2 separate regions of the Homo sapiens genome follow, and region 2 is linked to region 1. A link is an interaction called in ENCODE POLR2A ChIA-PET data of the cell type or tissue named here. Cell type or tissue: HepG2. All regions are shown on one strand. Links, peaks and the distances in the headings refer to the core of each region. The heading gives the core; the rest is flanking DNA. Region 1 holds the start of LINC01970 (long intergenic non-protein coding RNA 1970). Region 2 has its middle 12 kb from the start of TEX19.

Evidence for each region. ChIA-PET counts read pairs that join two places held together with the same protein. Peaks named below come from ENCODE experiments on the same cell type or tissue, not always from the same donor. Only the 100,000 strongest peaks of a DNase experiment are listed, where the experiment ranks them.
Region 2: POLR2A ChIA-PET joins it to region 1 with 38 read pairs; 24 of 35 experiments call an interaction of 5 or more read pairs at or near these places.

What each region holds. Positions count from the first base shown.
Region 1 is chr17:82,285,975-82,297,937 of GRCh38, forward strand. LINC01970 (long intergenic non-protein coding RNA 1970) reads right to left here and starts at 6,840. Exons shown (of 2, transcript NR_135639.1): 1 at 6,549-6,840; 2 at 4,072-5,589. RefSeq lists silencers at 6,436-6,485, 6,526-6,775 and enhancers at 7,532-7,641, 11,963. In HepG2, for the core only: no CTCF peak of the experiment used is centred there; DNase peaks (open chromatin) are centred at 4,377, 6,887, 7,661 and 9,887; H3K4me3 peaks cover 1,547 bases.
Region 2 is chr17:82,340,976-82,352,938 of GRCh38, forward strand. No RefSeq gene overlaps it. Among named protein-coding and RNA genes, the nearest start is that of TEX19, 12 kb to the right of the region's middle. RefSeq lists enhancers at 3,755-4,290, 9,522-9,641, 10,320-10,539, 10,970-11,846 and a silencer at 10,411-10,589. In HepG2, for the core only: a CTCF peak has its summit at 9,442 (motif pointing left); DNase peaks (open chromatin) are centred at 5,616 and 8,489; H3K4me3 peaks cover 974 bases.

The DNA.
Region 1 (11,963 bases), core at 2,755-10,754:
CCGCCAATACGCTACAGAAGAACTCTAACTCAGGCATAGAAAAGCATTAGATGGAATATAATTGATTTCACCTACTTTGTTTATGATTAAAAAGCTCTTAGCACAATAGACATACTTTTCAATGGTACAGGTTAGACACCCATGTCCACAACAACCACGTATATGATGGAGAAACTTCAGTGGCTGAGTCCATGACCAGGACAAAATGCCCAATGATGTGCTCCTGGTTCACACCAGGAGCCTCAGACACTCACGTGGCCTCAGAGACACACGATCCAGCAATCGTGCTCTTTGGCATTTACTCAGCTGGGTTGAAAACTTATGCCTGTACAAAAATCTTCATGTGAATGTTTATAGCATCTTTATTCATCATTGTCCACAACTGTCCAAACTGGAAGCAACCGAGATATCCTTTCTTTGGTATCAGTACATCCATTCAATGACATAAGATAGAAGGTGCCAGCACGCCACACCAAGGCATGCGTGAATTGTGAATGAGGGTGAAAGAAGCCAGTCGGAGGCTGGGCACGGTGGCTCACGTCTGTGATCCCAGCACTTTGGGAGGCCGAGGCGGACAGATCACCTGAGGTCAGGAGTTTGAGACCAGCCTGGCCAACATGGTGAAACCCTGTCTCTACTAAAAAAATAAAAAATAAAAAAATAAAAATTTAGCCGGGCGTGGTGCTGGGCACCTGTAATCCCAGCCACTCGGGAGGCTGAGGGAAGAGAATTGCTTGGACCCAGGAGGCAGAGGTTGCCATGAGCCGAGATCACACCACTGCACTCCAGCCTCTGTGACAGAGTGGGACCTTGTCTCAAAAAAAAAAAAAAAAAAAAAAGAGGAGAGAGGGAGGGGTGAACAGGTGGAACACAGAGGATTTTAGGACAGTGAAATGATTCTACGTGATAGTGTAGTATTCTACTATAATGTGGTAGTATTCTACTATAATGCGGAATACACAAAACTACACGTGTCAAAATCCATAGACTGTACAGGAGAGAGAGTTGGCCTTAAGGTATGCAAATTTAATCACTTGGGAGATGGAGGATCCCAGCATGGAATTCAGACTGTGACAAGAGACTCTAACTGCATTACAGATGCATGGGTGCACTGTCTGCAATGGCTGAGAAGCCAGCGCTCCATGCAGGAGGAATGATGTGTCCTTGCCACTGCCCTCATTTGTGACTTGGACAGCCGCTCCCAGCAGGATGGTGTCCTTTCCTCCAGAGCCAGGGGAGGAGTTAGGCCTGATGCCTGGGTGGTACCTGCCTCACCCAGGTTGCAGAGAGCCTCACGGCAGGGTGCTGACCTAAGTAACTTTGGACACGCGTGGAGTCTGTAGGACTAAAGACAGAGGATGTCAACACTTCCTCTAGGTGATAAAGGCATTTCCCACGGGGATACCAGCTAATAATTCTGAAACCACTATACATCTACTCTGGAAGTGAAAAACTGAGTACGTGGTGGCAGGTGGTAGGGGTCAGGTTTCTCACTATGGGAATGGGAGCTTCCAGATAAACAAATGGAAAGGCTAGAATGATCCATGTGGTAACAGAATTAGAGACATTGGTATAATTTCATGCTTAATGTAGCTACTTCTGGATATGTGTACAAACAGATGTGTATACACACAGCTTCGTATACACACATCTATCTCTTTGTTCTGTCAGCTGAGAAGCAATGAGCACACTTAGCCTTCAGATCTTGGTCTCTAAGACCCTTCTCCAGTTAAAAGAACCACAGGTCCTTGGCTAAGTGGCTGATTTGAGGACTGGAACAGCAAATACATAAGATGATCCTGGAGTGCCTTGCAGTGCTAGTGTTATGGGCTGAATTTCTTTGCCCCCAAATCACAGGTGGAAGCCCTAGCCCCCGATGTGACTGCATTTGGAGATGGAGCCTTTGAGGAAATGATTAAGGTTCAATGAGGTCATGAGGGTCAGGGGCCCTGATCTGATTAGATTGGTGTCTTTTTTTTATTCAGTAGAGGCAGGGTCTCACTATATTGCCCAGGCTGGTCTTGAACTCCTGGACTCAAGTGATCCTCCCGCTTTGGCCTTCCAAAGCGCTGGGATTACGAGCATGAGCCACCACACCCAGCCAAGACTGTTGTCCTTATGAGAACAGGAAGAAACACCAGGAGTGAGCATGCAGGGAGAGGCCACGTGAGCACACAGAGGAGAGGCCACGTGAGCACGCAGGGAGAGGCCACATGAGGACACAGGGAAAGGTCATGTGAGGACGCAGGGAGAGGCCACGTGAGCATGCAGACAGGCTATAGGAGAATGCAGGGAGAGGTCACACGAGGACGCAGGGATGCTGTCTGTAAGCCACAGAGAGGCCTCAGGAGGAACCCACCCTGCCGGCAGCCTGATCTCAGACGTCCAGACTCCATAACTGTGAGAAGAGAAACACCTGTTGTTTAAGCTGCCCAGGCTGTGGCATTTAGCTGTGGCAGCCCTGGTAATATAGTTAGAAGGTGAAGAAGTGATCGAAAAACAAAACCAGCACCGTGTTGGCTCATAACTTGCAGCATAAATCTCCACAAGTCCGTACCGATATAAGGAAATGACTGAGTAAATAAATAAGTGGGGAGGAGAGATGAATCACAAAGGAATTCCAAGTAGTTTGTGTAGACACTCTGCCCCTAAGGAGGGGAGCCTAACCCCCACACCTTCCTTGGGTGCTGCAAATACTGACTTCCCCACCAAGGGCACCATGTGGAAAGGGGGACTTCGTGGTGGAGAAACCTGACAGGCTCCGCATTGGCCAGGTAACCCAGGCCAGCCCCACCTGTGACCCGGCAGGTGGAGACCATACACCCTTGGTAGGCTGCGATGAGGACGGGACTTCAACCCTGCGGTCTTCCTCCCAAAACCCATATCCCCTGTCTAACCAGGAGAAAGATATCAGACCAATCCCCACAGAGGGACACCCTCCGACACACCTGGCCAGCGCTCCTCAAAACTGCCAAGGTCATCAAACATGAGAGAAGCTGAGAGGAGCCTGAGACCCGAGGACTGAGTGTCCAGGATGGGCTCCTGGGACAGGAAAAGGACAGCAGGTGAAACTGAGGCAATAGGAATCAAGTGCACACCTTAGTCAATTACAATGTGTCAGTATTGGCTCATTAATTACATAACAAACACCAAACTAATGTCAGATGTTAACAACAGTGCCCTCCTATCTATCTTCACATCTTATCTGGAAACCCAGATCTATTCTAAAATAAAACATTTATCTAAAAATAAAAAGGAAAAAGTTGCTGTAGGTTCCTGATTGCTCCCATAGCAGGTTAGGCTCTCCCCCGTCGTTCCTAGCTTGCTAATAGTGGTAACAACAATGGCCATTTAAATCTACCATCTCAAGATGGAAAAAACACATGTACACAAAACGCAGTGGAAGGGCTGGCTACGAGTCAGAGGAATGACAGCAAGGATGGCTGAATAACAAAGAAACAGATGAAATCAGAGGAGCCTTGCCTGTTCTGACCATATTCTACACCTGGGACCCTCTTCGGGAGGCCCAGCCAAAGAAAGAAAGAAGGGCCAGGTGCGGTGGCTCATGCCCGTAATTCCAGCACTCTGGGAGGCCAAGGCAGATGGATCACCTGAGGTCAGGAGTTCGAGACCAGCCTGGCCAACGTGGTGAAACCCCATCTCTACTAAAAATACAAAAATTAACTGGCTGTAATCCCAGCTGCTCAGGAAGCTGACGCAGGAGAATCGCTTGAACCCGGGAGACAAAGGTTGTGGTGAGCAGAGATCGCGCCACTACACTCCAGCCTTGGGGACACAGCAAGACTCCATCTCAAAAAAAATAAATAAAAATAAAAAAGAAGGAAACCGGCTGTGGATTGTGTTAAGTTAAAAATCACAAGATCTATACACTCAGAAAGGAGACTTTACTTCTTATAAAGTCTTATAGCCTGTAAGGTGGCCATTCTGACAGGCTAGGAAGTGTGGCCTCCAGCCTAAGGCCAGAGACAGGTACTTGGAGGGAGGGTGCGGTGAGACAGGAATGTAAGCCGAATGGGTTGGTCAGGTATACATACTCAACAAGTTACAGGAGGCGTTGCGAATATACATGCATGTTTATTCGGACACGTGTGCTGGATAAACATGCATGTTACATATGACCCATGTTCACCTTGGGGTGAAGGCAGCATGTAAGCGTATTACAATTAGGTGGTATACCTCAAAAAGTACTTTCAGGACATGAAGGCACATGAGGGTGCAATCTCTGTAAACCAGCCAGAACCCGTCTATGGTCAGGGTCTCTTATCAGGGAAAAGTTACTGAAACGAGTCTCTTGTCCAAGGAAAGCTCTAGTTACGGCTGGTGGAGCAGGGGTGTGGGGCCAGGGTCGGCAGGGGGAGGAGCTGCGGTTGTTTCAATGCTGCTTATCTTGAGGCTAGTGCTTGTTTAGCTGCTACAGAAAAAGAGAAACCTGCGGCCTTTAGAACAGAGTTGATTCTTCACGTGCAGGGATGCACGACTTACTTTCACCAGGCCTGGCCTGAGGTCCTGTTTATAATTTGGTATTTTATTGCCACAGAGCCTGTTCTTAGTCTTATGATCTCTATTTTAACATGAACACCGGTCAATTCTGTCTAAACCACACAAGGGAGGGGGTAGAATGAGGTGCCTCTGACCTACCATCCCGTCACGGCTGGAAACTCAGTTTTTTGGCTTTTTTTTTTGAGATGGAGTCTCACTCTGTTGCCCAGGCTGGAGTGCAGTGGTACGATCTTGGCTCACTGAAACAGATTCAAGCAATTTTCCTGCCTCAGCCTCCAGAGTCGCTGAAATTACAAGCATCCACCACCACACCTGGCTAATTTTTTTGTATTTTTAGTAGAGACGGGGTTTTGCCATGTTGGCCAGGCTGGTCTCGAACTCCTGACCTCAGGTGATCCACCCGCCTTGGCCTCCCAAAATGCTGGGATTACAGGTGTGAGCCACCACGTCTGGCTGGAAACTCAGTTTTTAAGGTGTCTCTGGGACCCCTTGGCCAAGAGGGGTCTTTTCAGTAGTTGGGGGGCTTAGGATTTTTTTTTCTTTTTTTTTTTTGAGATGGAGTCTCATTGTCACCCAGGCTGGAGTGCAGTGGCACGATCTCAGGTCACTGCAACCTCTGCCTCCCAGGTTCAAGCGATTTTCCTGCCTCAGCCTCCCGAGTAGCTGGAATTACAGGTGTGTGCCACCACGCCTGGCTAATTTTTATGTATTTTTAGTAGAGACGGGGTTTTGCCATGTTGGCCAGGCTGGTCTCGAACCCCTGACCTCAGGGTGATCCACCTGCCTCTGCCTCCCAAAGTGCGGGGATTACAGGCATGAGCCACCGTGCCTGGCCAAGATTTTATTTTTAGTTTACAATTGGAAGGCTAGTGGGCCGGTGCAGAATCTCGCTGACTTTTGGGTGAGCATGTTGAGGGCCCCCTGCGTCAGCTGCTCTTCTGTTGAACGGTGCAGGGTGGGGAGGCCTGGGCTGCACTGGCCACACAGTCCCCTCAAGAAGATCTTCTACGTGAAACAAAGGAGCACTGAGCGAGGGGAGCTCTGCTCAGAAAGGACCATCTTGCATCACTGAAATTGTGGGAAATGATAACAAAAAATTGAAATGTCGTGAAGAAACACACCAATAAGACCATTTTTAAATATACAGAGGAAGCTAGAAAATACAGAAAGAGGAACCATTCGGACAAGATACTCAGGAAATATCCAGGATTGTTATACCTAAAACAGCCCTCACTGCCCCCCTCCTGGCAGCGCACCTGAGCCCGGAGCCTGCCAGGGACAGCTCTGAGGAGCCAGGCAGGGCCAGGGATGGGCTCTGAGGGGCCAGGCAGGGCTAGGGATGGACTCTCGTGCCTGCCTGCTTGAGGCTTCCTTGGTCAGAGCGAGCGATGCCACCTTTAGGATGGCCAGAATTAGCAAATAAAAATATGGGATGCCGATAAATCTGTACTTCAGATAAACAATTTTTAGTACATGCCCAACGCGGTAGAGGTAAATCTATAGGGGCTGAAGCAGATTTGCTGGGCCGTGGGCAGGGTGGGGAGTGAACGCTCATGGGCACGGGGTTTCTTTCTGGGGCAACAGAAACGGTGTCACATGAGATAGTGAGCATGGCCGCCCATCTCCGAATATACGGCAAAGCCATAAGCTTTCAATAAGTGAATTTCACAGTAAGTGCATTATATTTCAACAAATCTGTTTTAAAATCTTAACTGAGCCGGGCGTGCTGTCTCAGGCCTCTAGTCCCAGCTACTCTGGAGGCCGAGGCGGGAGGATCGCTTGAGGCCAGGAGTTCAAGACCAGCCTGGGCAACATAGCGAGACCCCATCTCTACAAAAAACACGTTAAACAAAAACGTTAATTGGGCGTTCCGTGTTGTATCCAGCAATCCTAACCGCCCTCCGTCCCCGCGAGCCCCAGTCCTTCCCCTGCGGCTGGGCTGGGTCCCCCGTCCCGGGCGGTGAGGGCGCCCTGCAGGCGTCCACAGAGCTGGGCTTCCGTGGCGGCAACCCTAACCCCAGCGCCACCTGGTACGGCCCGGCCCGCGGGTCCCTCCGGGTCAGGACGCAGACGCGCCCGCGGCGGTAACCGGGGGCCCGGGGGCCTCGGGCCCACCCCGGCCAGACCCCGGGGAGGAGCGCAGGACACTGCCCGCGCCGGGACTCGGCTGTTTCCGATCCTCCCGGGCGTCCTTTAGGAGACTCATTCGCAGCCGACGTTGCGGAGGCGCAGGAAAAGGGCGAGCAGGTGCCTCAGGGACACCACTTCCAACCGCACGCCGATCGCCGGCTCCACCATAAATAGAAACGGGTGGTCTCTAATTGGCCTAGCTCTAATTGGCCTAGCTGTTGTCACGTGCTCTCCGATGGCCCAATCACTAAGGCTGGACGATGCTGCACTGTGAATGGCCAGGCCCGAGTCATGTGCCCGGAGAGGGCGGGGCTGGGCCCTTCCGCTCGCCGCGTCTGGCGATCGCGGCTACGGAGACCCAGGAGGGCCCGGCCAGGAGACCCGCTCTCTAGAGCGGCGAGGGCAGGGGTTGCTAGGGCGCCGGGGTCGAACCCGCGCTTCCTGCAAGTCTTAGGGCCGCATCCCTGCCGAGGCGGGCGTTGGGAAGGGTGGGAGATGGGAAGGTGCGGTGGTGCGGGGAGGGGAGGGCGCCGGGAGGGGTCGGAGAGGGGTCGCGGGTTTTGGGGCTGCGAGGAGGGAAGGAGGGAAGAGGAGGGAAGAGGAGGGCAAGGGGAGGGGAGGGCGGGGAGGAGAGAGGGCGCGGGCAGGGGAGTGGAGGGCGCGGGGAGGGGAGGGCGCGGGGAGGGGAGGGCGGGGAGGAGAGAGGGTGCGGAGAGGAGGGCGGGAAGGAGAGGGGACGGGGGGAGGGAGGGGACGGGGGGAGGGAGGGGAGGGTGGGGGAAGGAGGGGAGGGGAGGGTGGGGGAAGGAGGGAAGGGGAGGGGAGGGGAGGAGAGGGCGGGGAGGGGAGGGGAGGGCGCGGGCTGCGGGGCTGCGGGGAGGGAGGGGCGGGTTCAGGGCTGTGGGCCCCGCCCGGGGCACCGCCTGGATCAGGCCTGAGGCCGGCTGCAGAGAACTTGGGCACCGCGGACCAGATTGCTGGTCACCAGGATGAAAAATAAAAAAGACCCAAACAGCTCCCCCGACCCCGCCTTCGCGCAGGCCCCTGGCGTTCTGCTCAGGGGTTTTTGTTTAATGAAGAACGTCAAACATCTGGCAAGGTCGGAATGATTTTGCGATGAGCACCGCCTGGATTCTGCGGTGAAAGCGACTGTGTGCGCGCTCACGGCCTCGCCTGTCCCTGCATCAGCCCATCTCGTCAGGCAGATCAACATGAAGCTGTAAAACGGATGACTTAGGCCGGGCGTCGTGATGGGCGCCTGTAATCCCAGCTACTCGGGAGGCTGAGGCAGGAAAACCGCTTGAACCTGGGAGGCGGAGGTTGCAGTGAACCGCGGTTGCACCACTACACTCCAGCCTGGGAGACAGAGCGAGACTCCGTCTCAAAATAAATAAATAAAACATATGACTTAGGTATATACGCATGGGGGGAATCCTCGTAAGGCAAGAACGTGCTGCACATTCTGGGGACTGGGACAGGATAAGCACACGAGTAGATCTAAGTCACTGGAAATACCTGGTTTTGCTGTTGGAGGGGGGCTTGCAGGTGCTCGTTATATTATTACGCTGTTGTAGTAAAACGATGTTAGTTACAGTATTAAATTGCAAATGTCAGTATCCATCACCGCCAAAACAGCGTGCATACCACTAGCATATGATTTTTGTAGTTTTTTAATGTTAAGTTTGTAATGAAGTGCACAAACTTAATTATACATTGGCTGAGGTTATTTGTTTTAAAGGCAGTACTTGCTCTATGGCCCAGGCTGGAGTGCAGTGCGTGATCATGGCTCACTGTAACCTCAAATTCTTGGCCTCAAGCGATCCTCCTGCCTCACCCTCCTGAAAGGACTGGGATTACAGGCGTGAGCCACCATGCCCAGCCTCCTTTTGCTGAGTTTTAACAAATACAGTAGTGTAACCGAAGATGCCATCAAGACAAATAGAACACGTCCCTCACCCCAGAAAATTCTCTTATGCCCCTTTCCATTCTATGTCCACTGCTACCATGCCACCTGTGCTGATTTCTCCACTATGCTTCCGCCTGTTCTAAGAGTTCATACTAATGGATCATTGGGTACATGTCCTTGTGTAAGGCGTCTTTCCCTTAGCGTCATGTTTCTGGAGATTCTTCTGTGTTGTTTCATGTCTCAGGAGTTTGTTCTTTTGATTGCCAAGCAGTCCAGTGTAAACACACCGGTGTGTTTATCTGCTGTATTCATGGACACTTGGAGCTGTGTCTGGCTATTGGCGATCACGAATAAAGTTGCTGTTGACTTTCTTTTTGAAGTCTTTGTGTGGACATGTTTTTATTTCTCTGGGCAGATACTGAGGAATGGGTCAAAGGAAAGGAGTATGTTTGGTTTTATGAGAAGTTGCCAGATTTCCCCACTGGCTGCTTCCATATTAGTAGTGGAGTCTGAGTCTTCCATTTCCTCCACATCCTCACAGCACTTGGTAATGCCAGCGTGTGTGTGTGTGTGTGTGTGTGTGTGTGTGTGTGTGTGTGTGTATGTGTTGTAGCCGTTTTATTTATTTTTTTTGAGACGGAGTCTCACTCTTGACACCCAGGCTGGAGTGCAATGGCGTGATCTTGGCTTGCTGCAACCTCCACCTCCTGGGTTCCAGTGATTCTCCTGCCTCAGCTTCCTGAGTAGCTGGGATTACAGGTGTGCACCAGCACGCCCGGCCAATTTTTGTACTTTTAGTAGAGATGGGGTTTCACTACGTTGGCCAGGCTGGTCTCGAACTCCTGACCGCAGGTGATCCGCTCGCCTCAGCCTCCCGAAGTGCTGGGATTACAGACGTGAGCCCCCTTACCCAGCCTGGTAACCACCATTCTACTCTCCTACTAATTCCACTTTTTTGCACTCCACATGTATATCAGTGGGATCATGCAGATTTGTCTTTCTGTGCCTGGCTCAGTGATGTCCTTCAGGTTCATCCGTGTTGTCAGCAATGACAAGATTTCCTTCTTTTTAAAGGTTCAATGGTATTCTAAGGTGTAAATGTGTTTTTTTCTGTGGGGGATAGGTCAGAGTGGTGTGAAAAACTATAGGGAAAGGACGCAAACCTTCTGAAAGGGCGGAGGGTTCTGCAGAGCTCCCGGGGAGAATAGCTGAAGGCAGCTGTCCTACAACTCTGAGGCAGAGGGCAAGGAGTTGGTACAAAGGAGTGTAGGGGAATTTATCTTAAACAGGCTTGTTTACTTATGTTGACCAGGAACTGACCTTTGATCATCCGTCCAACGTTCCCTGAAAGGGGAACGATAAATGTTAATTACCTACAGGTTGTGTGGGCTCCAGGTTTTCGGCATTGTGCCTGCACTGAGTAAAAGCAGACAGTGGCCGGGCGCGGTGGCTCACGCCTGTAATCCCAGCACTTTGGGAGGCTGAGGCGGGCGGATCATGAGGTCAGGAGTTCGAGACCATCCTGGCTAACACGGTGAAAGCCCATCTCTACCTAAAATACAAAAGAATTAGCTGGGCGTGGTGGCGGGCACCTGTAGTCCCAGCTACTCGGGAGGCTGAGCCAGGAGAATGGCGTGAACCCGGAAGGCGGAGCTTGCAGTGAGCCGAGATTGTGCCACTGCACTCCAGCCTGGGTGACAGAGCGAGACTCCATCTCAAAAAAAAAAAAAAAAAGCAAGCAGCTCCAGCTTCTCCAGGCTGTTCTCTGGCCACTAGAGCCAGGCAGCCCCCTAGCTGGTCTTACACTGCATACCTGTGTCTGAGTACTCATTTCACCCGTCGGCCAGGATCTGCGGGACAGACCCGGCATTCTTCGTTATCCATTCATTCGTTGACGGACACTTAGGCGAGTTCCGTACCTTGATTGCAGTGACTAATGCTGCCCTAATGGCATTTCATTGGAAATGAACTATTACAGGAGGGTTTTTGAAGTGGCTTATGATCCAGAAAAGGAATCTTCCAATACCTCTGTGCCCCAAAACCTTGGGTAAAATACCAACAGTGCAGTTGGTCTAAAAGGCACCACTTAAATTGCGTTGCAGATGACGTTGCTAAGGATGGCTTTCTGGTCTCCTGGTTCTGGGCAGCTCCCTGCACTGCTGGTTTCAGTCATGTTGCAAGGAGAGTATTAGCAACTCAGTAGTGATGAGGTTTAGTGGACATTTTATTTAACGTTCTGTCAAATAGGCCAAATGAAATGTTACATATGAAAAGAGCCTATATTCTGATTTCTGCCTGGGGATGTAAACATTAGCTTGCATGATGCCTGGAAGCCCCGGAACCTGAGCTCCCAACCACCTGCCAGCTGCTGGCTGCCCCTCCCTCCCTCCTCTCCACCCCCCTCAGCCTCCTCTTCCTCCTCCCATCCTTCCTTCCCTTCCCGCCTTCCCCCAGCGCCCCATGAAGCTAGTTTTAGAATGGCTTTTTGGAGCAGTTATGTTATAAGGATTGGCAGCTCATGAGTTTAATATTCTTATGGGTCTTCCAAAGTGCAAAGAGAACACAAAGTTACTTTTGCTTTTGTAATAGAGTAAAACGCATCCTATCCTGACCTAAGATGCACAAATCAACCCATCTTGTCAGGCAGATAAACTTCTCATAAACCTGTAAAACATATGACTTATGTATCCCAGTGGTCTTATCTTTCCTATCATGAGATGTCTGCTAGTCCATCATCCTGGAATTATCCATGGAATTATCACCCATCCATGGCTCCCAGCTATGCCACAGTGACTGCAATCCTAAGATTGGGCATCCGGAAGGATGGCCCAACACCGTGCCACCCTGCAGCTTTGCCGCAAGCTGCCCTGGGTCCTGCATCCTCTTCGAGGTGGAATGAGAACACAGCCGAGAGCTCAGGATCTTCCAACTGCTGCCCACAGTGGCAAAAAGAAACCTGGTGGGAGAAGATGAGTCAGACGGAGCCAGGAGCCCGCGGCCGGTGACGCCAGCGGTGGGGGAACACAATGTCCTGTGGGTGATCGGTGAGCGAGCGGACGGTGGATTTCTCCTGCAGTCGGTGGCAGGAAGGATGTCATCACGCGCTATTTTGTGACCAGCCCCTGGACCACAACTCACGTGAGCAGAAGGGCTTTCTTCTTTGCTTAAGATGTCTGTGCTTGCAAACTTACTGGCCACAGGTACAAGGAGGTTTTCTTTGCTTATGTTCATATTAAACATGTTAATAAAGGTTTTTCTTATTGTCCTTGTTTTTACATTTATAAATTACTCATAAGCTGACGAAACAGAAAACAGAGACTCATCTCCGGTTCCCGGTACAGTGAGGTGAGAGCTGCTGTGCTGGGTGCGGGAAGCGCCTGGCCCCAGGTTCCTCCTGGACGGAGGC
Region 2 (11,963 bases), core at 2,445-10,444, 55 kb after region 1:
GGCATGAGCCACCACGCCTGGCCAAGAAAAATGGATTCTTATTGCACTGATGCAACCAACTGTATCACCATAAGAGTACTCACAAATAGTTTCCAAATTCTAGAGGAACCAGGGAGAGAAACAAACATGCTCCAAATTTTGTTCACAGGAGAGTACCTTGCTCAATTATTAAAGGCCGTGAACAGTTCAAGTTTCTTTGACTCTGAAAAACAAAACAAGGATCAGCAATATTCTAAAAGGTGCTTTCTGAGGGCCGTCCATTTAGTTCACTTTTTTTTTTGAGATGGAGTCTCGCTCTGTCCCCCAGGCTGGAGTGCAGTGGTGTGACCTCAGCTCACTGCAAGCTCCACCTCCTGGGTTCACACCATTCTCCAGCCTCAGCTTCCTCAGCCTGTAGCTGGGACTACAGGCGCCCGTCACCATGCCCGGCTAATTTTTTGTATTTTCAGTACAGATGGGGTTTCACCGTGTTAGCCAGGATGGTCTCAATCTCCTGACCTCATGATCCACCCACCTTGGCCTCCCAAAGTGCTGGGATTAAAGGCGTGAGCCACCACGCCTGGCCTAGTTAACTCTTGTTTTGCTTGAGATTCATGAACATTTCAGTTCTTTGTGAGTCCTGTATGTTTTTCCTCTATTCAAAAAAAAAAAAAAAAAAAAAGGGCCAGACATGGTGGCTCACACCTGTAATCCCAGCACTTTGGGAGGCTCAGGTGGGCAGATCACTTGAAATCAAGAGTTTGAGACCAGCCTGGCCAACATGGTAAAACACCATCTCTACTAAAAATACAAAAATTAGCCAGGCGTGGTGGTGCACACCTGTAATCCCAGCTACTTGGGAGGCTGAGGCAGGAGAATCACTTGAACCCAGGAGGCTGCAGTGAGCTGTGACTGTGCCACTGCACTCCAGCCTGGGCAACAGGGCGAGACTCTGTCTCAAAAACGTTCCAGGGCCTAATCTTGAGATAGACAGACCAACCCTGGAAACTCAGCGGCAAAATTCCAGAGGTTTCCCCCAGGCAGCAAGTCAGCCACCCAGCCGTTGATCAGATGACCCCAGCCTGCGCTCCAAGTGTACTGGGACCCAAGATAGCCACTGAGGACAGACACACAGACCTTGTACCCAGCACGGCGCCGGCACGCCTCCCACGCCAGCTTCCCCGTGACAAGCCCCTGCCTTCTCCCTAGGAATTTGAAGTGGTTGCTTTGGACGGGAATGCGGCCCCTTGCCCATGACTAGTTTCGGATAATAAAGTCACTTTCTTTCAACCAGGCCTCCCTCTTGATTACTGGACTCTGCAAGTGGTGAGGAACGGAACTTGCGTTCGGTTACAATTTTGGTGGCCCGTGTGGGGAACGTTGTGTGCTTTGGGGGGCCCAAGCCTGCCCATCTGGTTTCTGTTGGGCAGGGCGTAGGTTCACCTGTGAGTTCCAGCTGCTCCTGGCTGCTGCGCCTGTGGCTGGAATGGGAGGAGCTGCCCCGTGGCCGCCGAGATGCTTTCGTCCGGGAATCCTGTCCTTCTCTTCCTGCTGCCTTCAACGCTTTGCTGGTGCAAAGGAAGTGACCTTTGGAGAAGTTAATAAACTTTGGAACTGGGTGCCTTAGTTGGAGTTCACCCAGGGACCCTCTGCCTCTTTGGGGTGTGGCTGAGGCCCTCCTCTGTTTAGACTTGGCTGTGAGTGACACCAGTTGGGCATTTGATACATTTGAATTCGTTTGTGTTTGTGGCACCCTAGGGCCTCTGCTCAGTGCGGGTTCAGTCGCCCGAGGGGCCGTTTGAAACCGAGCCCCTTAAAGGAGGTTTTTTGGACGCAGCTGTTGGTTTGTGCGCATGAGTGTGTGCACCCTGACCTCTCTCTCCTTCCTCCAACGTCCTCCTCCCGTCCGCCACCAAAGCGTTATTCCTCTTGGTCAAAAGCACCCTTAGCTCCCTGTGGCTGCGAACAGCTGACCTTGACAGGTGATCTGCGGAGGTGGGAGGGATTCATCCCACACCGCGCAGGTCTGGGGTGCGGAGGCTTTCCCTGATGGGAGATGATCAAGGGTGAGGGGGTGCTGGCCCCGCACCACGCAGTGGCTGGAGGCTCGCCAGCCTCCCTCCTTCCTTTCTTGTTTCTCCTCCCTGCTGCAAACCTTTCTCCTCCGCTTTCCTTTCTTTTCTATTTTCCTGTTCAATCCAGGGGCCCAGCCCAAAAAGGGAAAAACAGTTTCCAACATCCCGGCCCCTGATTTTGTCGTCCTCTTAGGGACTCCAGCTGGTTACATATTACAGCCCATTGTGCATGTTTTAAGCTGACGGGCAAATGACAGCGAGGAAAATTCAGACCTCCAGTGGTGAACCTGTGCTGTGGTTAAGCAGTGTTCTAAGGTGCTCTCTGGTCCTCTCTTTTCTTTCTTGCTTTAAACCTGCTGTTACTAAGCTGCTGGTGCGAAGACTCGTTATTTACGGTCTAACTAGAATGTAAACGTTGGAAACTCATTTGAAACTAAAGAGAAAGAGGGTAAAACAATTTTTTTTGTTTCGTTTTGTCTTGTTTTATAAAACCAAACTGCCACAGAGATTGCTTTACCCAAATTTTGGTTCAAGTTCTCTCCTTGGATGACCTATCAGGCGACAAGGGTTAGCCAGGTAAGCAGGTTCCAGTCTGTCAGAACAGCCACCTGCAGCCAGCTGGCTCCTATAGGCCCATGAGTTTGTGACACTTTACCATTGCCATGCCAACACCCAGATGTTACTGCCCCTTTCCATGGCAATGACCCAGAAGTACCACCCCTTTTCTAGGAAATTCTGAATGCCCCACCTCTTAATTTGCATGTAGTTAAAAGTGGGTATAAATGTGACGGCTGCCCTGCCCTGAGCTGCTGCTCTCCGCACACTTCTCCGGGGCAGCCCTGCTCTGTATCATGGAGCTGTGACATGCCACCGCCTTAGTGAAGCTGCTTTCAAGGGAGAAGAAAAGGAAAAATTAGTTGGGCAGACAGCTAAAGCTGGTCTTTGGTAAAATTCTTTTTTTTTTTTTTTTTTTTTTGAGACGGAGTCTCACTCTGTCACCCAGGCTGGAGTGTAGTGGTGTGATCTCAGCTCACTGTAACCTCCACCTCCTAGGTTCAAGCGATTCTCCTGCCTCAGCCTCTTGAGTAGCTGGGATTACAGGCACCCACCACCATGCCCAGCTAAATTTTGTATTTTTAGTGGAGACAGGGAGGCAGGGGGGGCGGGGGTGGGTCTTGCCATGTTGGCCAGGCTGGTCTCGAACTCCTGACCTTAGGTGATCCTCCCGCCCTGGCCTCCGACAGTGCTGAGATTACAGGCGTGAGCCATGGCACCTGGCCTTAAATTGTTTTTAACCACAGCTAATACGGTACACCTTTCAGAGACGGAGCACTCCACATCACAGGTGGCAAGAGTCTTGATTCTTCCTCAGCCCCAGGTGGCTCTTCCTTTATTGTGCTCCTGTGGATCCTTCAGACTATGTAGCTAAAAGCAAAGAAAAACACGTATTCTATCTGCCCCTCCCCTTTGACACAGAAGGAGGCACGACCATCACGGCGTCCTGAGCTCAGCCTGGCCCACACCAGGCCCTCCTGGAGACCCTCCTGGTGGGTGCGGGGTGGCCTCCCAGGCATGGCTGCTGTGTTGGGTGGGGGGTGACTAAGTCAACAGCCCCGTGTGTGTGTGCGTAGGCTGATTCTGGCCTTCGGCAGTCACAGTCCCACAGACACCATGGTGCCTGTGTCGGCTCCGTGCCTGTGTCAGCTCACCGTGCCTGTGTCAGCTCCGTGCCTGTGTCAGCTCATGGCGCCTGTGTCGGCTCCGTGCCTCCAGCGGTGTTTGTCTTTAGGGCAAATACCCACTCCGCCCTGGGCTGCCACATCTCACAATGGGGAAGTGGGGAAGGGGGGTTTGCAGGGGTGGTTGCAGGGTGAGGGTGTGTCTGGCTGCACAGATTTACACGCCCGTGGGCTGGGTGGGAGTGCGGTAGGCCAGGTCTCACTAACGTGGGCCTCCATGACCAGTTTCAGTACTGAGGGAGTTAAAAGCCAGTGCCCTTATACAAAGGCTGGAATGTAACAGAAGCATACCAAGAGTTTTGCCTAGCCCTTTCCTGGGCCTTAAAGCATGAAAAAATAACAAAGGAATTCTTAATAGGACCCATTTAGGATAAAACAAATTTTATCGCGGGTCTGAAGGAACTCCTCAGGCCTCCACAAACAAGCTTATTGGGGGCCCGAAGGAACTTCTCCAACCTCCGTGACTTAGCAGGAGACAGGATAAGGGTAATGACCCAGCACCTGGACCCATCTAGATTAAACTTACTGAGGCTCCAGAGGAAGGTCTTCAGGACTCAGACCTCAGTTACAGATTAGAAGTTAGTCACTTAGTCTTCAGATGAATGCACACTTACACGTAGACGTAGCGTGTGGAAGGTAGATAAGCTCTGGAGGACTGTAATTTTGAGTTGGTCTGGAGATAATGTCCAGGCCTTCTCCCTGTAACCGGTTGGGGAAATAAACACGTGCTTCCTCCCCAGTTCAGCTGCGTCTCGTTATGGGGCCCGACCCTCAGTTTGGTCCGGGAACGGGGGCTGCCTCTCGTCCGAGGACCTGCTGCTACTCCTGGTCGTGGCTGCAGCTCTGTCCGCCTTTCTGTCCGGCTTTCCATCCGGGGTGCCAGCTCGCCGCTGTCCCCACATCTGGCTCCCGTGTTCCCGGCTGTCACGCAGGGTCACGTCGTCCCCAAAGTTCTGCTAACACGAATGAAGTCTCGTTGGTGTGACATCAAACAGCTACGAAGGCCGTTTCTGTGACCCGGAGGCCACACGCCGAGTCTCCGGGACGAAGCCTCGCTTGGCAGAGCCGCCGGGGCCTGGTCTCTGTGTTCTGTGCCACAGATGCCACACGACTGTTTCCCACTCCCTGTGTTTACGTGGGACCCAAAGATAACTGTTTTCCCGAAATTAATATAATTCCTAAGATAATTTTTCATGAAATTGGAAAAACTGGTTCTAAAATTCATACGAAGGCCGGTGTGGTGGCTCCCGCCTGTAAATCCCAGCACTGTGGGAGGCCGAGGCGGGCGGATCACGAGGTCAGGAGATCAAGACCATCCTGGCTAACACGGTGAAACCCCGTCTCCACTAAAAAAATACAAAAAATTAGCCAGGTGTGGTGACGGGCGCCTGTAGTCCCAGCTACTCAGGTAACTGAGGCAGGAGACTGGCGTGAACCCGGGAGGCGGAGCTTGCAGTGAGCCGAGATCGCGCCACTGCACTCCAGCCTGGGCGACAGAGCAAGACTCTGTCTCAAGAAAAAAAATAAAAATAAAAAATAAAATTCGTACGAAAGAGCAAAGAGGGCCGGGCGTGGCAGCTCACGCCTGTAACCCCAGCACTTTGTGTCACGTGCGTCCATGTGAAGAGACACCAACAGGCTTTGTGTGAGCAACAAGGCTGTTTATTCACTTGGGTGCAAGTGGGCTGAGTCCGAAAAGAGTCAGCAAAGAGAGGTAGGGGTGGGGCCGTTTTATAGGACTGGGGTAAACAGTGGAAAGTTACAGTGAAAGGTGGTTACCTATTGTCAGCAGAGGAGGGGGTCACAAGGTACATGGTGGGGAGATCATAAGACTCATTGTCCGGAAGAAGAATGTCACGAGGTCGATCGATCAGGTGGGACAGGGCAGGAACAGGTCATCATGGAATGTCGTAAGGTTGGTCAATCAGTTAAGACAGGAGCTGGCTGTTTCATTCTTTTGTAGATTTGGGTTGCCCCAGACTTCTTGGCTCTTGCAGGCCATCTGGACATACATGTGCAGGTCACAGGGGTTACAATGGCTGAGCTTCGGCTCAGAGGCCTGACACACCTGACACAAGGGAGCGTGTGTCTGAGGGCGCAGCAGCCAAGGAGCGGCTTCCCCTCCCCAGGAGGGCTCCGAGGGGGAAGTCAGGAAGCTGTTTCTTGCACACGCGAGTGTGAAGCTGCAAACTGCTCAGCGGCAGGTTCGGGTTTAAAAACTCAAAACTTAAAAAAATTAGCTAGCCGCCACAGTGTGGGGGGAAGAACCACTCTGCTTTTAAATACAAGAGATGGCACAAGATTTCGGGATAGTGCCCATGTGGGCGACCCCGACCCGGTCCCCGCCCTGCTTGTGCCAAGGATCCTCAGGCACCCGGGGCTTCCTGTTTATACAGCAGAACGCCCTCTCTCTGGAGACAGAGAGACAGAAGGGTCCCAGCCTGAACACCCCCCTCTGGAGACAGAGAGACTGAGGGGGTCCCAGCCTGAACGCCCCCTCTCTGGAGACAGACTGAGGGGGTCCCAGCCTGAACGCCCCCTCTCTGGAGACAGACTGAGGGGGTCCCAGCCTGAACGCCCCCTCTCTGGAGACAGAGAGACAGAGGGGTCCCAGCCTGAACGCCCCCTCTCTGGAGACAGACTGAGGGGGTCCCAGCCTGAACGCCCCCCTCTGGAGACAGGCTGAGGGGGTCCCAGCCTGAACGCCCCCTCTCTGGAGACAGAGAGACTGAGGGGGTCCCAGCCTGAACGCCCCCTCTCTGGAGACAGAGAGACTGAGGGGTCCCAGCCTGAACGCCCCCTCTCTGGAGACAGACTGAGGGGGTCCCAGCCTGAACGCCCCCTCTCTGGAGACAGACTGAGGGGGTCCCAGCCTGAACGCCCCCTCTCTGGAGACAGAGAGACAGAGGGGTCCCAGCCTGAACGCCCCCCTCTGGAGACAGGCTGAGGGGGTCCCAGCCTGAACGCCCCCTCTCTGGAGACAGAGAGACTGAGGGGGTCCCAGCCTGAACGCCCCCTCTCTGGAGACAGAGAGACTGAGGGGGTCCCAGCCTGAACGCCCCCTCTCTGGAGACAGAGAGACAGAGGGGTCCCAGCCTGAACGCCCCCCTCTGGAGACAGGCTGAGGGGGTCCCAGCCTGAACGCCCCCTCTCTGGAGACAGACTGAGGGGGTCCCAGCCTGAACGCCCCCTCTCTGGAGACAGAGAGACTGAGGGGTCCCAGCCTGAACGCCCCCCTCTGGAGACAGAGAGACTGAGGGGGTCCCAGCCTGAACGCCCTCTCTCCGGGCTCTTCCACCAGAGCTAAGACCTTCTGATTTTCTTGTCTTGTCTTTTGAGACAGGGTTTTGCTCTTGTCACCCAGGCTGGAGTGCAATGGTGCGTTCTTGGCTCACTGCAACCTCCGCCTCCCAGGCTCAAGTGATTCTCCTGACTCAGCCTCCTGAGTAGCTGGGATTACAGGTGCCTGCCACCACGCCCGCCTAATTTTTGTATTTTAGTAGGGACGAGGTTTCACCGTGTTGGCCAGGCTGATCTTGAACTCTTGACCTCAGGTGATCCCCACACCTCGGCCTCCCAAAGTTCTGGGATTACAGGCGTGAGCCACTGCACCCAGCCAATGCCTTCTGGTTTTTCTGATTTTTCTGATCTCTCATTTTCCTTTCTAGAAGGGAGGCCTCTTGTCATCCTATCTCTACCCGCAGAAAATAGGATTTGAGTTTCTATTTGAGTGCTGGGACCAGCGTTGGAGGGAGGGAAGACATCAGAGCCAGAGCCCCTCCAAGACTGCCCCCCAGGGCCTGGGGCTGCAGGGGGCTGGCCCTGCTGGGAAGGAGAGGCTGCCAGGTGGGGTCCTGGGCCAAGGTCCCAGCATAAACACCCACGAAACCCCCTGGGCTGGCCGGCTGCCACCCTGCCCTGCTCCTCGCCTCATAGCTTTCCACGAGACCCCCTGGGCTGGCCGGCTGCCACCCTGCCCTGCTCGCCTCATAGCTTTCCTTCACCTCTCTCTCCTTCACAAACTCACCCAGCCCCACGTCTGACACACATTTCTAAATCTATCTTCCTTGTCAATAATTCAACCAACGCTTTTATTTGTCAAAGAGAAACCTGCCATAGTGGGAATTTACAGCCACAGTCCCCACGACGTAAATGTTTCCCTCTCACATTTGGAAACCTGCTGTGTTGGAATTGAATAGTAAATAGGAGAATTATAATAAATGAAATAAGCCAGCCGTCCCTGAAATACGATTGCTCCTCAGGACTTGAGGCTGATCTGAGCCAATTCTTCCACTGATCTCTACGCAGAGCCTCGGGAACTCCTAGAGGAGCATAAGTTCCAAACTGGAGACGCACATGCAGGGGCATAGAAGCCTCACTCTGAACAACTAAACAAAAGCATCTGATTTTAGAATTTAAAAATGTCTGTGGGGGGTGCCTCAGTTCCCCCCGTGACCCCAGCTCTGGTAGGGTCACTGCCACCCGCGCGTGCATGTCCTGGGATCCTGACCTCTCCTTCAAACCCACCAGAGCGATGCCAGGTGACTCTGGGGAGGCTCACCTGCTCAGGTGAGTAGAATCAACCCTGTCGGCCACTGGAGCCACTGGGGTAGCCGGGGCCGTGGAGCTCTGCACAGCCCGGGGGAGGCCGATGTTCAGAACAAAGCTTTTATCATGGAAAAGTACAAACATAAACACAAAGGTGGAGACTGGGACAGTAATCTGTTCACTCACTGCCTTCTCCTGACCTCTTCCACTTCCTCGTCTTTCCCGGCCCCCTCCCAGCCAGAAGGGTGGGAAAGCGCTGGTTTTAATTAGCGATTTCTTGACTGCCTCCCCCTCATTCCTGAGCCTCTCCCAGTTTCCTGACGGTAGAAAACACTCTGGCTTTGATTTGTAAGCAGATGTGTAGATAGTTTTCTTAGAAAGTTTCCCAATTGTAAAATGATTGCAACTTGGTTAACGCCGTCTGAGACACAACAGTTCTGTTTCCCCAAACCCTCGCTTTAAAGGAGTTTTTACTTCATTTATCACGTATGCTACTGAGAGAACGAACGGTGTTGAGGTCGCCTTCGGGTTTCCTGGGTTTTCTGGAGCTGTGGAATCGAGTCCCAAGTGTCCCGAGAGGCAGACGTCTGGAGTCCAGAGCTGTGAGCGGCAGCAGACCCTGCAGCTTCAGTGAGGGCCGCACACAGGGCATCTGCGCAAGACACGTCACCCTTCACATGGCCCCATGGCCACAGGGACAGCGTGTCACTTTCCCAGGTTATTTGGTATTTTTAAAAGCTCAAATGTTAAAGAGTCGGCTTTTTAGGTTGTGCCAGAATGACTCTGGGGTCAAACTATTTCTTTTTTTTCTTTTTATTTTTTTTGAGACAGAGTCTCACTCTTCACCCAGGCTGGAGTGCAGTGGTGTGATCTCAGCTCACTGCAACCTCTGCCTCCCATGCTCAAGCTATTTTCCTGCCTCAGCCTCCAGAGTAGCTGGGATTACAGGCGTGCACCACCACGCCCAGCTGATTTTTATATTTTTAGTAGAGATGGGGTTTCACCATGTTGGCCAGGCTGGTCTTGAACTCCTGGCCTCAGGTGATCCGCCTGCCTTGGCCTCCATAAGTGCTGGGATTCCAGGCGTGCGCCACCGCCCCCTGCCGAAACTATTTCAATGTGACACCAGCATCATGTGTGGCATCTGCAGGCCTCTCTCGGGTTCCCCTCTGCACGGAGCCTGTGGTTTTCAGGGCGAGATGCCCGGCTGGCCCCGGGGCCTGAACCAGCTGCAACGGAAGGCTCTGTGGGATGAGGGCAACCTTTGGCCTGGGGTGCAGGGGCCCCGGACTCTGATGCTGCACCTCGACTTTACCCAGGTCCCAGGGCCTGCACAGGCTGAGCCCCCCACTAGCATGACTGCTCCTGGAGCTGTTTGTTACAGAGACTTGCCGCCTGACTCAGGGCCCCACTGTGGCAATGTCACCTGCCACACCAGCAGAGGTGTCTGTGGGGGTTGATGCTGACAGACACTGGTCTGTTCTTGGGGGAGGATCTGATTTGTCACAAAAAGAGGTCAAGTAGGCTGACAGTTCTTGCCGATGGCCCAGGTGTCGGGATTACGTGTCAGTCCTGGCTGCGCTGCCGGCTTCTCTGCGCCTCCCTGGGTGATGCCCATCTCACCGGGGTGGCGGCAGGTGCACCATCGTGGGGCCGGCACACCCGGCACCTCGGAGGCCTCTGTCCCAGCCACTGGGCCTGTCCAGGAGGGCTGGACGGGCCACCACCTCGGCCCACCCTCGAGGCTTCTCCAGGGCTCGATCCAGGCTGGGCTTCAGACATGGAGTTGCTGGCAGCCCGAGAATGTTACAATTGTTGAGCTTCTTATTTCCAGGTAACTCAAGTTCATTTTAGAAGCTGTGGAAAACACAGGCAAGCAGAGAACATGAATGACCTGCCCCCTGTTATCTACCCCAAACCTGACCTCAGTCAGCATCTGCTTCTAGGTCCTCTCGCTTTGTAGCTCCTGCCTTTGGGGCCAGCTGCTTCACACCCCAAGTCCTTCTATTATTAACTGACTCTTCCTGTTTACTTCAATCCAGCAGATGTGTGTAGAGCAGCAACCACGCCGGGCTGGGACCCCGCGGCCGAGGCGTCTGCTGGAAGGAGTCTCTGAGGTCACCAACCACGCCGGGCTGGGGCCCTGCGACCGAGGCATCTGCGGGAAGGAGTCTCTGAGGTCACTCCTGCCCACAGGTGCACGTCTGTGCACCCGCCCACTCCTGCATACACACGAACACACCTGTGCATGTATACACCGCACCCCACACACCCCTGCACACTCGTGAGGGCATGCTCTCACACACAAACATGCACTCGCAATAGGCCTCCAGGGCTGGGGCCGGCCGTGGAGCTGGACCGAGGGAGGGAGCTTGCTGGGGTGGCCCAGGTATAGCCCCTGGCCCGGCCTCAGCCCACCCGGCAGACTCTCAGCTGAAGGAGGACGCGGGTTGCCGTCGGGATGCCGTGTGCAACATCCCAACTCCACAGATCAGAAGATGGAGGCAGAGCCGATTGGAGGAGGAGGGTCGGGAGGCCTCAGGAATTGCTAAAGGGCCAGCCATGGTTCTCAGTTCTTCCCAGCAACCAGTCCAGAGACCAGGCCAATGGCAGGGCCCCTTTGCGGGCTTGGCTGATTTGATGGTACAAAAGCACGAGCGTCCGTGCAGACTGAAGTGACCACCAGGGGGTGCTATTGGCACACAGCAAGTTGGCGCCCAAATCCAGAGCCTAGAAATTGATCCTGCTGCCTCCGGGCTGCTCTGCCGCACCCACAGGTGCCCAGGGATGCCAGGCGCCTGCCCCAAGCCATGTGGGGGTGGCACAGGTGCACCCGGAAGCCCCCAGTTTCCATAATCTTCCCTCCCTGCCAGGAGGCGTGTGGGTTCGCCAAGTCCTGCTTCCAGTGCCTGCTTCTCCAGTCTCAGATCTCAGCGAGCACACCAGGGGTATGGGAGGCCTCACACCCAGGGGCTGTTGCAGCCACGCCGCTTCCTGTGTGTGGGCGCTGTGCATGGCAGGGTGGACACGACACCACCTCCCAGTTGTCATGGGCAGAGCCCCTTTCCTTGGACAGAACCCCTGGTGCCCACCCCTAGGAGGTAGGATCCAGACCAGTGGGCAGAGGAGGGGGAGGCCATGCTCCTTTGGGGCCATTTGTGTGCCTGGCGGTGGCCCCCATTGTGTCCCCAAGTGGGGTTTATGGTGTTGCCGAGGGCTGTGGGGGGCACGCCCAGTATCTGGAGCTTCTGGGTTGATTTGAGGGTTGTTCTGTGTGTCCAGGCCATGTGGGTTGGGCCACGGCCTGTGGCTAGGGTCTTTATGGAGCAGGATTGAGCCACATGTGGACAGGGTCCCTGTGGAGTAGGATTGAGGCCCCCTAATCTCCCAGCTCATTCTGCACAACTTTGGTTTTGCTCTGATTTAAAAATGAACAGATTAAACTGAAGTAAATATTTCAAGCTGTTTTTAACAAAAAAAAGGTGTTATTCATCATGCACAGTGCCCTCACTCAGATGACAGACAGCAATGAGCTTGGCTCTGCGGGGGCAGGCAGCTGGTGGCTGAGGGTGAGGCCAGCATGACATGGCTCTGATTTACCCAAAATGTTTAATACTTGCCA